Linked DNA regions of Homo sapiens: region 1 is linked to region 2. Evidence: chromatin loops called from intact Hi-C (ENCODE). Cell type or tissue: PC-3. All regions are shown on one strand. Links, peaks and the distances in the headings refer to the core of each region. The heading gives the core; the rest is flanking DNA.

Evidence for each region. A loop is a pair of places that touch in the nucleus more often than their neighbours do. Peaks named below come from ENCODE experiments on the same cell type or tissue, not always from the same donor. Only the 100,000 strongest peaks of a DNase experiment are listed, where the experiment ranks them.
Region 1: it touches region 2 in a loop (6-fold over the local background); 2 of 110 quality-filtered maps call a loop at or near these places.

The regions. Positions count from the first base shown.
Region 1 is chr7:27,162,547-27,165,452 of GRCh38, forward strand. HOXA10-HOXA9 (HOXA10-HOXA9 readthrough) reads right to left here. Exons shown (of 3, transcript NM_001433944.1): 2 at 2,332-2,421; 3 at 1-1,295. The coding sequence ends at 1,057. HOXA9 (homeobox A9) reads right to left here. Exons shown (of 2, transcript NM_152739.4): 1 at 2,332-2,906; 2 at 1-1,295. The coding sequence ends at 1,057. Among named protein-coding and RNA genes, the nearest start is that of HOXA9, 1.5 kb to the right of the region's middle. RefSeq lists enhancers at 1-15, 1,527-2,404, 2,405-2,906. In PC-3, for the core only: a CTCF peak has its summit at 1,872; no DNase peak of the experiment used is centred there; H3K4me3 peaks cover 2,500 bases; H3K27ac peaks cover 2,500 bases.
Region 2 is chr7:26,154,997-26,157,902 of GRCh38, forward strand. All of the region lies in intron 1 of NFE2L3 (NFE2 like bZIP transcription factor 3), which reads left to right. Among named protein-coding and RNA genes, the nearest start is that of NFE2L3, 4.3 kb to the left of the region's middle. RefSeq lists enhancers at 2,121-2,200, 2,401-2,450. In PC-3, for the core only: no CTCF peak of the experiment used is centred there; DNase peaks (open chromatin) are centred at 755, 855, 1,555 and 2,715; H3K4me3 peaks cover 2,479 bases; H3K27ac peaks cover 2,500 bases.

The sequences.
Region 1 (2,906 bases), core at 403-2,902, 1.0 Mb after region 2:
CAGTCTGATGGAAACCCCAGATTCATCAAGGATACAAATCTACAGTAGCCCAATGGCGGTTTCATAGTGTATAATTTATTATCAATAAAATTAACTCCGTTACAATCAGCATTCATTTCCTCCAATTAAAATTAAGCATAAACCCTAGGTAGTAACCTTCTGCACATATGTATAGCTCCGAATTTCCTCACTGTTCGTCTGGTGCAAAAACAATATTCAAGCTTGTCTGATTATGCATATTTTCTTTAATCATATAGATTATATATACAATAGACAAGACAGGACTATATAGATAATGGACAGACTTAAATGCCCGCATTTTTAAGGTGGAGAAAATGATGAATCTATGCATCCCCGAGAACACTTAAAATTTTTTTTTATTTCACTGGGAAATTCTTACAGCTACTTTACAATCATAGGTTAACAGCCTAGTTATACAGAAGACATATTCCACTACAGAGCTATACTCTATGCAACTGTTTTTTTCCCCTCATAAACAACCTGAGTTCAAATTGAATTCTATCTTCCACAATCACAATGGGTGCATCACCCAGTACACAGAAGTTTGAATCACAAAACATAATTACCACAATAAAACACAGTGTTCAAGTATCTTGGCAGAGCAATCTGCCGCACAAACTGCAAATTAAATTAACTACACAGACTAAAAACTATACAGCCTACCATCAACAGTTGTGCATTATAAAAAGGTAGTTTCTTTCCTTTTGTTTTAAGTCAGGAACAGGTAGATTTTTAAAAATATATATACAAGCTAACACACACAGCTATCAGCACTAATGCCCCCCCCTCAACTTTTCCTTTTTCTTATAGAAAATGGAAAGCTTACAATACCTCCTCCATCAAAGCGGCAGGCCTACGAGCCAGCCTGAACAGGGTTTGCCTTGGAAAAGATGTGGCCTGAGGTTTAGAGCCGCTTTGTGCGGGGATGGTGGAGGCTAGGGTGGGGGTGAGAGAAGGGAGAAGGCGGAAGGGGGACGGACAGTTCTTTCTTTTTCTCTCTAGCTTACCCTTTTTTCTAAATAAGCCCAAATGGCATCACTCGTCTTTTGCTCGGTCTTTGTTGATTTTCTTCATTTTCATCCTGCGGTTCTGGAACCAGATCTTGACCTGCCTCTCGGTGAGGTTGAGCAGTCGAGCCACCTCGTACCTGCGGTCCCTGGTGAGGTACATGTTGAACAGAAACTCTTTCTCCAGTTCCAGGGTCTGGTGTTTTGTATAGGGGCACCGCTTTTTCCGAGTGGAGCGCGCATGAAGCCAGTTGGCTGCTGGGTTATCTGCGGGGAAGAGAAACACTGGGTTTAGGAGCAGAAGACGCACATCCCGCTGGGGCAAATGAGCCTCCTGCATGGGGTCTCTGGCCGAAGTGCAGAACTCTGCTGAACTGGTTAGGAAAGGCAGTCAGGCCTCGGACACAATGGAACCCTGGCAGACAGACGCACAGACAGTCACTTAAAATTGCACGCAGTAAAACTTTGGCTCGCCCTCCCCTCCGAGACCTTCCTTTCTCCTACTCTGTCCTCTTGTCCCCCTTCTCCTTCCTCCCACTCTCAAAACGCTGTATAGAATGAAATTTGGAAACAGGTCTCCTTGCCACGCAGAGGGAAAGCATGCTGCCTTGTGTTCTGTAGCAAGATTAGGATTCCTCTGTCCCGTTCACTGACTTCGTCTTTCTTTCCCAACCTGTCCCTCTACGCCCCCCACTCCTTATTTAACCTTCCTGGAAGGCCTTCGGAGCTGGGCAAGCCGTCAGGGCGCCCTAAGGCCGCTGATCACGTCTGTGGCTTATTTGAATAATCTGTCATGGGGACCCTTGTGGCCCGGGTCGCCCGCAGCCTCATCTTGGCAGGATTTACGCCGCCACTGGCCGAAGGCAAGAAGTGGAAGGAATCGGCCGTCTCCCCCAGCGTCCCAGCTCCGGCTGCCCTGGCTGCCGCCGCTCACGGACAATCTAGTTGTACAAAAGGCTCTCTGGGCTGCACTGCTTTCGAAGAACGGCCCAAAGTATCTCGGTCCTGGGCCTGGGCAGCCAAGGAGAGGGGCGGCCAGTCTTGGCTCGTCCCGAAGTGCCCGCCCCGCCCCCTCTCGCTGCAGCAGCCGCCTCCTCTCCCGTAGCCCTGCGGGCCGCTCTTCACTGCTCTCCAGACTTGGGGCCCTATCTGAGGCGTCCCAAACACCAACTTCTGGCTCCTGGCCCCAACTCGAGAGGCTTCCAGCGAGGACGAAGGCAGGCTCGAGAGAAACCTGGCGGGCCAGCAGATCCGGGAGGCCGGCGTGGAGGCGGCGGCGGATTTGAAGGGAGGAGACACTTACTGGGATCGATGGGGGGCTTGTCTCCGCCGCTCTCATTCTCAGCATTGTTTTCAGAGAAGGCGCCTTCGCTGGGTTGTTTTTCTCTATCAACTGGAGGAGAACCACAAGCATAGTCAGTCAGGGACAAAGTGTGAGTGTCAAGCGTGGGACAGTCACCCCTTCTGGCCGACAGCGGTTCAGGTTTAATGCCATAAGGCCGGCTGGAGGGCAAGCCCGCGAAGGAGAGCGCACCGGGCGTGGGCTCCAGCCAGGAGCGCATGTACCTGCCGTCCGGCGCCGCCGCCGCCACGGGCGCCTGGGGGTGCACGTAGGGGTGGTGGTGATGGTGGTGGTACACCGCAGCGGGTACAGCGTTGGCGCCCGCCGCGTGCACTGGGTTCCACGAGGCGCCAAACACCGTCGCCTTGGACTGGAAGCTGCACGGGCTGAAGTCGGGGTGCTCGGCCAGCGTCGCCGCCTGCCGGGGAGGCTGGCCCAGGGTCCCCGGCGCATAGCGGCCAACGCTCAGCTCATCCGCGGCGTCGGCGCCCAGCAGGAACGAGTCCACGTAGTAGTTGCCCAGGGCCCCAGTGGTG
Region 2 (2,906 bases), core at 252-2,751:
ATGTTCACTGCTGGGATGACCTGGTTACATTCAATCTGGCAAAAATCAGCTGTCCAGCTCCTTACAGTTGTCACGGCCAGTTCACTTTTGTTGCCTTTTACATCAACCTTGTGTGGTGCACTGGCCAGGCACCCTTATATACAATTTGTACTTAAGAAAAATAGGGCTGAGTGCGGTGGCTCACACCTGTTATCCCAGCACTTTGGGAGGCTGAGGCAGGCAGATCACTTGAGGTCAGGAGTTCGAGACCAGACTGGGCAACATGGTGAACCCCATCTTTACTAAAAATACAAAAATTACTTGGGCGTGATTACACATGCCCGTAGTCCCAGCTACTCGGGAGGCTGAGGCACGAGAATCACTTGAATCTGGGCGGCGGAGGTTGCAGTGAGCCGAGATTGTGCCACTGAACTCCAGCCTGGGTGACAGAGTGAGACTCTGTCTCAAAAAGAAAAAAAATGAAGAAGAAGAAGAAAACTAGAAGCCTAGGTTAGGGATTTGGCTAAAGCCACATGTCAGTGCCAAAAGAGAGACCAGAGCCTGAGTCTCTTGACTCTCAGACTGGCACATTAATTAAGTACCTACACGGTACTCAAGCTCTTGGGACATCTAGGACGTCTCAGTGCATCTGGGATGGGGTGACTCAGCCTTCCACTGCCCAGGCTAATCACTCTCCAGTGCTAGATTGTGCCATTCATAATGAAGAGGTTGCAATTTGGAACCATGACTTTGGGGAGAAAATGGGCTGGAAAAACAACACTGGTCTTTGCGGTCAGCTAGACCTGGGTTTGGGAGTATCACCTGCTAGTATGCCCTCCCATAAGCTGCTTGAATCACTCCAAGCTTCAGTGTCTCATGTCAAGTGGGAGAGGAATGTGTACTCCAGGGGGAGGTGTGCTGATTAAGTGGGAAAAGCCCATGGGAAGAGCAGCATGGTGCCTGGATTGTAGCTGCGCTCTTCTGCCCTCCGTCCTTAACCCACCCTCCTTCACCTGTCCCCACTCACTGGATTCCTTTTGGCTTGTCTGCATATCTAGTTTGGTTGGTTATTGAAGAAGTGGGGTATGCTAGACCCAGACTGCCTGGTTTTGAATCCCAGCTCTACCACGTCTGTGACCTTGGACAAGTTGCTTATCCTTTCTGTGCTTCATTCTGTGTGCATTCCCATGCACAATGGGAATCAGAAGGGGCTTACCTCAGAGGGTTGATGTGAGAATTAAAAAGTTCATTCCATGTAAAGGGCTTAGAACTTGCCTGTCACTTAAGTGCTTAGTTAGTAAATGTTAGCTACTGTTAACTTCAAAGAGACGAAGTGCTTTGTCCCATAGGAACATAATTTTTAATTTTAAAAAATAGATAATTCCGGTGGCTTACATTTGAGTTGCAGGAGTTTTATAGTATAATTTTCCATAATTTATGTACATATGCAAAAATATTTTGGAGTAGGGGATTTTCCAAGTATCAAAAGGAGTACTGTTTTGGTTTCACTTCTTACTGGGGCTTATCATGATCTGAAAACTGACTCTGGAATTCCCCAGGGCTGACACGCTTCCCTTCATAACCACAGTCATTCACAACGGATGAAGCATGCATTCTTCCAAGTAACACACAGGTTAAACAAAGAAATGAACAGTTTTTGTAGAATTGAATGTGTAAACGTATGGAACAGCTGCCTACAGCCAGCTTCAGTATTTCAGAGAGCTGTTGCCACTTTGAAACTGAGAGGGCTTGTAGTCATTTTGATGTGGTTTCCTATCCTGGTACAGAGACCCTCTGCTGGGTGAGGGGTCTGGTAAGACCTCTTGATTAACTGCCTGAAGAAACTGTTGGGCTGGGCCGGGTGTGGTGGCTCACACCTGTAATCCCAACACTTTGGGAGGCCGAGGCAGGAGGATTACGAGATCAAGACATCGAGACCATCCTAGCCAACACGGTGAAACCCCGTCTCTACTAAAAATACTAAAAATTAGCCGGGCACGGTGGCACGTGCCTGTAGTCCCAGCTACTCGGGAGCCTGAGGCAAGAGACTCGCTTGAACCTGGGAGGCGGAGGGTGCAGTGAGCCGAGATCGCTCTACTGCACTCCAGCCTGGGTGACAAAGCGAGACTCCATCTCAAAAGAAAAAAAAAGAAAAGAAACTGTTGGGCTGGTTTCTTCAGGGCACAGAGAGAATCTGATCCAGTCAATATTTAATTTTTTTTGGGACAGGGTCACTTTGCCTCCCAGGCTGGAGTATAGTAGTACCATCACAGCTCACTGCTACCTCAACCTCCTGGACTCAAACAATTCTCCCACCTCAGCCTCCCAAGTAGCTGGGACTACAGACGCGCACCACTGCTTCTGGCTGATTTTTTTTTTTTTTAATAGAAATAAGGTCTCTCTGTGTTGCCCAGGCTGGTCTCAAACTCCTGGGCTCAAGTACAGGCATGAGCTACTGCACCTGGCCTCAATATTTAATTCTAAGAGTAAAGGAAAGAGAAAGAAGGTCCTTGATTGTTAAAGTAAAAATTGTTTTTCATTTCAGAATAAAAAATAGTCCCTAACTCCTGGGCAATTGGACAAGAGATGAAATTTCAGACATTTGCCTGTTTTTAACTCACAGCTATGTTACGGAAATAGTCTTATAATTACATACATTGCGTTTATGACAAGCGTTCACAGTGGGATTTTCATTTTGTTTACTAAAGGAAGTTGTAAAGGTGCACTATTGTCTTTGTATGGGAAAGGATGTCATAAGTTACTGTATGAATTTGCTAGGGCTGCCATAACAAATACCACAGACTGGGTGGCTTAAACAGAAATTTATTCTCTAACAGTTCTGGAGGCAAGAAGTCCAAGATCAAGGTGTCAGCAGATTGGCCCTTCTGCGGGCTGTGAGGGAGAAAGTGTTCTACAGCTCTCTCCTG